Linked DNA regions of Homo sapiens: region 1 is linked to region 2. A link is an interaction called in ENCODE POLR2A ChIA-PET data of the cell type or tissue named here. Cell type or tissue: MCF 10A. All regions are shown on one strand. Each heading gives the region's core, and the rest is flanking DNA. Links, peaks and the distances in the headings are about the cores only. Region 1 has its middle 8.8 kb from the start of TRERF1. Region 2 overlaps TRERF1 (transcriptional regulating factor 1).

Evidence for each region. ChIA-PET counts read pairs that join two places held together with the same protein. Peaks named below come from ENCODE experiments on the same cell type or tissue, not always from the same donor. Only the 100,000 strongest peaks of a DNase experiment are listed, where the experiment ranks them.
Region 1: POLR2A ChIA-PET joins it to region 2 with 5 read pairs; 10 of 35 experiments call an interaction of 5 or more read pairs at or near these places.

Annotation. Positions count from the first base shown.
Region 1 is chr6:42,458,082-42,463,460 of GRCh38, forward strand. No RefSeq gene overlaps it. Among named protein-coding and RNA genes, the nearest start is that of TRERF1, 8.8 kb to the left of the region's middle. In MCF 10A, for the core only: no CTCF peak of the experiment used is centred there; no DNase peak of the experiment used is centred there.
Region 2 is chr6:42,291,910-42,297,288 of GRCh38, forward strand. All of the region lies in intron 4 of TRERF1 (transcriptional regulating factor 1), which reads right to left. Among named protein-coding and RNA genes, the nearest start is that of MRPS10, 77 kb to the left of the region's middle. In MCF 10A, for the core only: no CTCF peak of the experiment used is centred there; DNase peaks (open chromatin) are centred at 302 and 3,032.

The DNA.
Region 1 (5,379 bases), core at 275-5,274, 170 kb after region 2:
TAATTCCACAGAAGACAGCATATATGAAGGTAAATGGCAGAAGGACTGGGTGACAGGAACAGGCAAATTAAAGTTAGGGGCTGGTTTTCCCTGAAAATGTGCATCACTGCAGAGACACCTCAAGAATTTATAGACTTGGAATCAGATGCACTGGGTGAAATTCTCAACTCTGCTCACGGTTCTGCCACCCAGTCCAGAACTGTGACTGACTTCCCTCGTTTTCAGTTTAGATGCTAGAACTCTCTGGCTCCTTCTAGTTGTCTAGACTGTCCACAATGCTGCTGGCTTTCCCAAGAGAAGGATCATTTCTGAGGCTACGCTGGTTATTTGCCTATCTCAGGAACAAATCAGAGCTGAATGGAAATGTATCCAGTCCATAATCAAACGAAACGTTTTAGGCCCAGTGAGCATTTGTATATTGTTCTTGGAGTAATTTTTCCATGCTCTGGATTTAAGCAGCTGGAATGATTTTTACATATGACCCCGTTTTGAAATGAAAGTTTGTCCTCTTTAAGAGAAAGTGTGCATTTTGGGGAAAAGATAAGACAATATATTTGGTAACTCTTCAAATAAGTGAACCCTTCTATAAAATACTTCCCTTTATATTAAAGGTGGAGCTTTGGGAGAGCTTCTTAAAAACTGGACAAACTGCAGGCATGGAAAAATAGACAAGAGCATGGAGGGGGAAATACCACCTCAGTTGCCTTTCTACCCACTGCTGCAGAATGAAGTCTCAGAGAGGCAACAGGACCAAATGAAGGGGATAGCACAAATCAAGTGTGTGCTTTAGGGATGAGTGATGGATATAATTCATGCAGTTGTTGAAGCAGTCCCAGTGATCCAGAGGCAGGCGAGTCGTTCACTTTCAGTGGCAAGTGAAAGCAATGAAACAATAGGGTTGTAGGGTGTTTCTCAAACCCTTGTTTCTTTGCCATCCTTGAATCTGCAACAACCAAAGCAATGAAAACAAAAACAGAAAATTGAGGCACAGGAGGGTTTATGGAACTCCCATTTGAAACCAACAAGGCAGCATAATTTATTGTAGTAACTTCAACCCTCAATTCTGTTAAGGATGGTATTGAGAGAGCTGGCCTTACTCAAGACCAGAGGCCTAACTGATATTTGTTTAGTAATACTAAGAGATTGCTATCTAGGGTAAGTTTCTAGCCAGAGAGAAAAATAGGTTCCAGGATATGAGAAGGTTCTCAGCTTAAGCCATATATTTTTTAATTAGCCTATTTAGTAGATTCTGTATCCAATACAAAAAACTAGAAGTGATCAACTGGTTTGGGTAACTCCTAAAACTTCCTGCACCTGCCCAGGAGGCGTGCTTGGGAGTCACACATTTCAGCTGTGGCAATAGTAGGTGGCATGCAAGGGCTATGGTGGCCCACAATAGTTCCCAGCTTCAAGTTAGTCCCAAATGAGTGGCTTTAGCTGTGAGGGTGAGGAAAAGAGAGAATTAGTTAATTTCCTATTGCAGATGCAAATCTACTAAAGTTTTAAATTGCACAGTGAGTATAGATTACAGCTAGTTTTCCAGATTCCCTAATGGAGCCACAATTCTTTTTAAGTGGGAGAGAGAACACATGAGACCTTGTATCAGAAAGAATTCTGGCAGGAAACAGGTGGTATTCTCAATAGATAACTGCAGATCATTTAAGGTAAGTAGTATTTACAATACAGTGCAGGCAGGACCGAGCTCCATGGGTGTGCAACCTGTGCAACTAGACCTCAAAATTAGAGGGGCCACACACTAGTTTAATGCTTTGCAATCCCCATCTTTAAATTCTTTGGAATTTTTAAAATGTATATAGAAATGGAAGAGTCTAGTTATGTTGCCCTGGCTCATCTTGAGCTGCTGGCCTCAAGCAGTCCTCCTGCCTCGGCCTCCTGAAGTGCTGGGATTACAAGCATGAACCACTCCGGCCGACCTTTGTAATTTTTGAACAAAGGACCCTGCATTGCACCGGCCCCACAAATTACGTGTGTGCAGGATTAAGGGAAACCAGCAAGGGGTGGTATAGCACCAAAGGACCAAAACCAATATGGAGCCTTTACCATTCCTAGTTCAGAAACAGCAAGAAAAAAAATATCTGCAATGGAGTGAAAGTGATTGCTGAAGTTGTGGCCACAGGTGTAGCTGTAAGAGAGGCCCACCTAAAAGGAGCTGTGGCCTTCAGTAGAAGAACACAACCACAGCCAATTCATAGCCTGCAGAGAGGGAGGTGGATAAATACGTATCCCAAATTATTTCTCTTCCTACCCTCTGATCTGTTTGTGCCTCCCACGGCTGAACCTGACAGGAAGCCAGAGGGTATGGGAGCCCACTGATGGAATCGATGGAGGTCAGCCTTCCAGGGCCTAGGGTACAGTAGAGAAAGGTAGCAAGTAGGTCTATAAAGAGCAATCAGAGAAGATCCAGCCCAGAACTTGTACCTAAAAATTTCAGGATCATGGTTAAGAGTAAATAAAATACAAATAAACAAATTTCAGTAAAGAACTTTACATTGTAATGATTTTTAAAGGACAGTCATTCGGCATGTATCATGCACGGGATTTTATACATTTTTAAAGGAAAAACGAGATTAAGAATTTCAAGAAAAGAGGCTTGGGTGTTTGAAAGGGTCATCACTAATGAAAAGAAAAGGCTGGGATTTCAAAATTTTTTAAACATTCCAGGCCCCGAAGCCACATTTTGCAAACAGCCCATTCCCCTTGATCCTCACTTCCCTCACCCTGAGGCCACCATCACAATACAAAATGCTTTCACAGGCACAGCATCCCAAGATTTGCAAGGGCCACTTGGGCAATAGCAGCTGAATAGAATATATTCCAACAAAGAGGATTTTGGTTCAATTATATATTTATTGATACCTTTTACATAGGAGGAGCATTGAAAAGGTGGTGTAATGGGAATACATTATGCTAACTTGTAACCATTCTGACTACTGAATTCCTCAGCACATTATTAGACTATCCAGTTCACTTTCAAAAAAACAGCGTGGCTCTGATTCATTTGGATTCCACTCATAGTTCCTAGCTCAGAAATGGGCAGAGCTAGATTCACTCTTTATGATTTCCCTGAAAAATAAAGATTTTTCTACAAACATAAACAAGATTCCAGAGACACAACCTTCTTTTTCAAATTGAGGTAAAATATACAGAACACAAACTTAGCCATTTTAAAGTGTATGATTAAGTGGCATTTTGTACATTCACAATCTTGTGTAGCCATCACCTCTATCTAGTTCCAAAATATTTGTATCATCCTGAAGGGAAACTTTACACATAAAGCAGTTAATCCTCATTTCTTCTCCTCAGCCCCTGGAAACCACTAATCTGCCTCTGTCTCTGGATTTACCTATTCAGGATAGATAGATTAGATAGATAGATAGATAGATAGATAGATAGATAGATAGATAGATAGATAGATAGATATAGTAGTAGTTGTTGTTGCCCAGGCTGGAGTGCAATGGCATGATCTCGGCTCACTGCAACCTCTGCCTTCCAGGTTCAAGTGATTCTCCTGCCTCAGCCTCCCAAGTAGCTGGGGTTACAGGCCCCCACCACTACCATGGCCGGCTAATTTTTGTATTTTTAGTAGAGACAGGGTTTCACCATGTTAGCCAGGCTGGTCTCGAACTCCAGACTCGGTCTCAAAAAAAAAAAAAGTCACAGAAAACTTTCTGGAAGAGCTAACCACTTGCATTAAACTGAAGTGAATAAAATACCTAGCTTATAAGTTTCCCATAATATTAAACAGAGTAAAATTTAAAATCTCAATTACTTGTATACCCCGTGTACACTGACATAAATTATCTATAAAGTACTATTTTTTATAAAGGCACTGGAAACAAAGTCATTGGTCATTGGTTTTCTATCATGATGTTTAATATCACGATGTTTAATATCACGATGTAAAATCCTTGCTTTAAGGATTGTAAGAATTAAACTAGCTGGTGCGGTGGCTCACACCTGTAATCCCAGCACTTTGGGAGGCTGAGGCGGCAGATCACAAGGTCAGGAGATCGAGACCATCCTGGCTAACACGGTGAAACCCTGTCTCTACTAAAAATACAAAAAAATTAGCAGGGCTTGGTGGCAGGTGCCTGTAGTCCCAGCTACTTGGGAGGCTGAGGCAGGAGAATGGTGTGAACCTGGGAAGCAGAGGTTGCAGTGAGCCGAGATTGCACCACTGCACTCCAGCCCGGGCTACAGAGCGAGACTCCATCTCAAAAAAAAAAAAAAAAACTAGGCCCGGCGCAGCGGATCACTTGAGGTCAGGAGTTCAAGACCAGCCTGGCCAACATGGTGAAACCCCGTCTCTACTAAAAAAATACAAAAATTACTTGGGCATGGTGGTGGGCGGCTGTAATCCCAGCTACCTGGAGGTTGAGGCAGGAGAATCTCTTGAACCCAGGAGGCGGAGGTTTTGCAGTGAGCCGAGATTGTGCCACTGCACTCCAGCCTGGGCGACAGAGTGAGAGTCTGCCTCAAAAAAAAAAAAAAAAAAAAAAAGAAGGAAAGACAGAGAGAGAGAGAGAAAGCGAGAAAGAATGAAAGAAAGGGAGAAAGAAAGAGAGAGAGGAGAGAAAGAGAAAAGAAAAGAAAGAAAAAAGAAAAGAAAAGTATTAAACTAACAAGATGTTTTCCTGATTTTTAATTTGGTTGTTTTCCTGCTATTGAGCTTTGAGGAGTTTTTCTAGGTACAACTCCTTTGCACATGCAATTTGCAAATATTTTCCCTTAGTCTACAGTTTCATTCTCTTAACGGTGTATTTCACAAAGCCAAAGCTTTTAATTTTAATAAAATCCAATTTGTTACTTTCCCATTTTATGGGTTGTACTTTTTTTTTTTTTTTTTTTTGAGACGGAGTCTCCCTCTGTTGCCCAGGCTGGAGTGCAGTGGCGCGATTTCAGCTCACTGCAACCTCTGCCTTCCGGGTTCACGCCATTCTCCTGCCTCAGCCTCCCGAGTAGCTGGGACTACAGGCGCCTGCCACCACGCTCGGCTAATTTTTAGTATTTTTAGTAGTGTCAGGGTTTCACCGTGTTAGCCAGGATGGTCTCGATCTCCTGACCTCATGATGCACCTGCCTCGGCCTCCCAAAGTGCTGGGATTACAGGCATGAGCCACCGCGCCCGGCCAGGTTGTACTTTTGATGTTAGGTCTAAGAACACTCCCTAATCCCAAATCATGTACATTTCTACTGTTTTCTTCTAAAAGTTGTATAGTTTTACATTTTATTTTTACATCTATGATGCATTTTTGAGTTAATTTTTATATAAGGTGTGAGATTGAGATGAAACTTTTTTGTTTTTAATTTTGTTGTTATTGTTGTTGTTGTTATGTGTTCGTTTGTTTGTTTTTGAGAC
Region 2 (5,379 bases), core at 107-5,106:
AAATATTTTCCTCATGGAAACACCAAGAGCACTGCTTCTGGAGTCAAAGATTGGGGTTCAAATCTCAACGTTCCACTGGCATAGTGAGTCCCTCCAGCAGGCCTATCTAACTTCGCTTTTGAGCCTCAATTTTGACATCTGTAAAACAGTAATAATAATACCTACTGTTCTGGGTTTCTGAGAAGATTAAACAAGAGAAGGTACAGGACACATGTGCTCCCAGGGAGGACTCGAGCAGTCTCATTGCCTGGGGTGGGGTTTCTGTTGTTTTGTTTTGACGTGGGTTACAGTTTAGACCAGGCTCAATGACTCAGGCATGATTGAGTTGGTTTGGTTATTTGTTTCCTGGACAACCTTCAGCCCTCCTTTTGTTTCAATCAGCAGAATGTTGCTCAGGGGCAGAAATTGCCAGGAGTGGACGCAGGAGGGAAGAGAGAAGGGCAGCCTGGGCCCTTTGGGATAGGGACCAATGACCTTGCTTACTCTAACATCCCCTGAAAGCACCTGTGTCCAGGGCACATTCATTTTATCCACAATGATGATCCAGAGACATCAAGGAAAGGCCATAGTTCGTTCAGTAGAATTGTTCACTGACAGCAGGAAACAGAATGCAAACATGCACATGACTGGCTCATCCTTGCAGGAAGTCCGAGAGAGAGAGGCCTACAAGTCTACACTGGTCAGTGCAATTCAAGGGGTGCAAAAGAGGGAATTGGTGTGGCCACGGGTCAGGCTGAGTTCTCTAATTTGGTGTTACTGGTAACGAAGGTGGTTTTCTACTTTCTGGGATATGGCTCTCAAGCAGTTCAAGACCCCCGAAGAGGAAATGAGACGCAATTATTTAGTGGCAATCTAAAGCTTAATTGTATCCAGTAGAATATCACTTTACCTGGTATCACCACCTAAAAAAGTTAGAAGGGGTGGGCCCTGTTAGCTGGAGTCATTTCAGTTCCTCTATGATACCAGATAAAGTGATATTCTACTTCGTTTTCTGTTTCAAGAGGGTACCCAGCTCTCCAATTCCAGAAAATTGGTAGTAACTCTGTCCGTATATACCATTTCCTTACTTTTAGTTACAGCCTTTCCTGCTTAAATGACATCCCCCTTTAAGGAACTGGGGACACACTGCCTGGAAGGGCTGTCCCAGGAAATCGGGTCTGGAGTGGCCTCTGTGGCCACATGTGCCACCTGATCTGATGGGCACATGGGCCTTCCCTGGTGGAAGCTCCTGACTCCCTCAGAGCTCATGCCAGCCTCACAGACGTGGAAAAAGAAAAAACGAGGCCAATCTAACCCTGACAGTTTGTGGGGGACACTCTCATACCCATTATTTCTCTGTGAGGCAGGCCCAGCAGGAGGTTTTATTTCCACCTTGAGATAAGCTATGGAAGCTCCGAGGGAGGAAGAGAGAGTTCCAAAGGATCACACATCCTGGTAGAAGCCAACTCAAGGGAGATGAGAACCAAAGGCGCCCGGTCCCAGGCCAAAGAGCCTCCAAAGACCACAAACCACTGCTACTAGAACGAGGCCAGAGCCTCCACATGGCTTGAGTGTTGTCCAAAAATACAAACAAGAAGACATCACTGAAGTGCAAAGAAACAAACTCCTATTTGTTTCTATTTCATCCATAAAAATGTCACAGCTTTCTCTGAATAGCTCTCATGTTGTCCTCCTTTTTCTCTCCACTCTTGGCCTCCTGGACCTGAACCAAGTCTCTCCCTCTCCTCTTAGTTCCGTGAACACAGATTATCTCCCTCTTCACGGGACAGTCACAGGAAATCTAAACATTTTCAGATGGGGTTCTTTTAAGCCCACTTCCCCTGTCCTCCACCCACCCCCCACCCTGTTGCTGTGTATTCAGGAAATGCAAACCCAATATAAAGATAACCCGGACCAAACAGAAAGAGAGATGTGCCCTGTGACCTGGTTGGGCAAATGACTTCCCCTCCTTGCACCTCAGACTCACCTTCTGCAGAATAAAGTTGGACCTGAGGAGCTCCAAGCCTCTGTTGGACGAATCCCCTGAGACCCTGCCTGGCCTGTCCCAGGACACTGAACAATCTTGGGCCAGGATATCAGGATATTGAGATACTAGGGTTTCCCACCAATGACACCTGATCCCTAAGGATCTGAGCCCTTTGGGGAAACAATGCTAGAAGTCAGGATGTCTGGATTGCAGTCTCAGTTCTGCCATCTTTTGGAAAAGAGAAGAGAGTGAGTAGGGGTAGGAATTAGGGGTAAGAAGTAGGGGTAGCTCTAGCTATAATGTAATTTTTTTTTTTTTTTTTTTGAGACGGAGTCTCGCTCTGTCTCCTGGGCTGGAGTGCAGTGGTGCAATCTCAGCTCACTGCAACCTCCGCTTCCTGGGTTCAAGCAATTCTGCCTCAGCTTCCTGAGTAGCTGGGATTACAGGCGTGCGCCACCACGCCCGGCTAATTTTTTTTTGTATTTTAGTAGAGACAGGGTTTCACCATATTGGCCAGGCTGGTCTCGAACTCCCGGTCTCATGATCCGCTCGCCTCAGCCTCCCAAAGTGCTAGGATTACAGGCATGAGCCACCGCGCCCGGCCTTAATGTTGCAATTAAAAAAAATAGAATAATGGCTATGACTGGTATAATAATATAATGAAATGTTTTTAGAAAGGTTCCACCAATGGTGAGAAGGAGCCAACGGCCAATCTCCAGGGCAGCACGTGAAGATTTGATGTAGAGCATATTTCCACCACTTTTATGTGGCTCTTTAAGCACAGGAGCTCTTGGCCTGGGGCACCTCCTGTCTCTATACCCGCAATAACCCTGGCACCCCAAACTCCTCAGATAATGTGTCCCCTGACTTCCTGGTCCTGAAAAGGGTCTCCGTCTGCATCTAGGACAATCCATTGTTGCAATGTACAGAGCTAGCTGACAAACAGAACCCAACCTGAGGTGTCATCTGATGAAGAATGTTTAATCTACCAGGTAAGCTCTCCATGGGCAAGGTCAGTTGGATGGCATTAGTAATCAACCTTGGCTCACGGCTCTGAGTAACCAGAATACAGAAGGGGCAGGAAGGATGAATCATGATCAGGACAGAGGCTGTTAATAGACTTTGAGGTTTGCTGGTGGGAACAAGGGGTGGGGTGGGGCTGGGCATTTAACTCCATGCAAACAGGCTTGGCCACTCGGCTGGGCTGGAAATGTCCAATCATCTTGGGAGACTGGGATAACAAAGAAGCCCCCTCCCTAACTCTAACAATGTCCCTGCTTAGTCCCCCTAGAAACCTTCACCCTTCTAAATATTTGAGCAATGCCTGGAAAAAGATAAGAGGTGAACTTCAAATAATTTTTTGGTGCTCCCAAGAGGCTGAACTTTTAAAGTTGCCAATCCCTGTTTTACAGAAGTGAGGTGGTAGCCCAGATGAGCTGAAGCATTAGTCAGAGAGACAGAAGCCATGTGGAAACCCATTCAAGACCTCCATGTTCATCAGCTATGAGTGGTCAAACACACTTGGGAAATCTGGTGTCAAATGTTAGCCGCAGGACTTCTGAGGGCTTTTGATAATGGGAGATGGTGCTCCAAGAGGGACCACAAAGGCCATCTGTGGGGCTTTCTAAACCCCAGTTCCTACCACTTCTACACCCAGGATGCATGAGGCTCCTTCTCCAGCAGCCTCACCTTGGCTGCCCCATAAGACCAGCTCAAATCATCATCCAGCCTCATCCAGGAAGCCCTCCCTGACCATTGAAGGGCATCGTGTTTTTCCCTCTTGGATATCCACTCTGAGTACCTAACAATCTTATGAAGATGTTTTAGACTTTATGCATTTTTTTTGGTTACAAAGTCCTCTTGTGATGAATAGACTTTAATTTTAGAGTAGTTTTAGATTCACAGCAACTTTATGCATTCTTTTATAGTACTTGCCCACTATACAAAGCCCAGAGTCACTATAAATAGCAGGCTTTGAAAAAAAGACTTGTTGCCTGATAGATATCAAATCAGGAAACGACACATGTCTAGGTGTAATATAAAGCCATTTATTACAAGAGGGCGTGAAAAGTGAAGTCTCATGCCAGCTATAAGAATAGAGCTAAAGGACATTCACGACCCTTCTCCCCCAGCCCCATCACTGCTGAAAATGTGTCCTCAGAGCAGTAATGCCATCCCTTGATCTGGGGGCCCTGCAAGGGAAACCTCCACAGTGAGTCCACGCAGCCCCAGCCCCACCACGGCACCAGGACACAGGGCACAGCTCAGCGGGAGGGCCAAGATATGGAGTGTGGAGGTCTAGGCCCCATTTTCAGAACCCCTGGTTTACATCTTCCACAAACACTGGCCAGACCAGTGCGTTCTATCTTCCCTCAGATTATTTTTAAAAACACCCCAGTTCAAAGAACATCATAAAGAGGCTGGGATTCCCACATTTACATTAGATTTCTGCCTCCATTTTAATCTCATTTTATAAACTGGCTTTGTCAATTTAAAAGCATCACCAACAAGAACACTGGCCTTGAAGTGGTCTGTTCTCAGTCATAGTTATATGAACCACCACTGACCAAGCACTGATGATATCCAAGCTCTGTGTTACAAGCTCTACAGGCATCATTTCATTAAGTCCTTGAATAGCTCTATCCACTGTCCCCATGTGACCAATGAAGAAACGGAAGCTCAGAGAGATTCAGCTGTTAAGTGGCAGAGGTAGGTTCAAACTCAGCTCTTTCTCCCTGCCCCTCAAAGCCCAAAAGCCAAACCACTGTGCTCTGTAGACTCCCCTCCAATGAAAGGCACGCCACCATGAAAAAGAAAAACCAATCGCAGGAAGGATGGGGAGAGGGGAAAAGGAAAAAGAGGCAGAGGGAAGGGAAGAAGGTGAGAAGGAGAGAGTAGCATAAGGAGGAAAGGAAGCCAAGGTCTGGATGAGAAGCCCACGGGATCTGGCTTCAGGTTCAGGAGACTTTTTGCAGAATGGGAATGAAGCAGGAGGGCTGCTGGTGACTGCCAGACAAACAAGCCACAAAATATGGAGAAGCCATTTCCTCCCTCAAGGAAGATAAACAATAGATTCATAAACAAATTGTACAAAGCTGTTCAGCTAGTTAAAACATTTTGGTAGCAACTCATATTCTTTGTGGGACTAAAGTTTGTCCTTGCCAATGGTCAACAGTTATCGTGGGGAGAGAGGAGAGGAGAGGGACATATTCTCTCCCAGCCTTTCACCTGCTAGGCCTATGGCTACACCCTCTCTGAGCTTCAGGTCACTCTTCTGTGAAGAAATAGAAATTCCTGCCCTCCTGACTATTGTGGAGAAGAAAAAGATATACTTTTGGCAATATGGCAGACCGGATACCTTACTTGCCCCTCCTAATGGAAAGAACTAATATGCTGGATACAATTTTAGATAT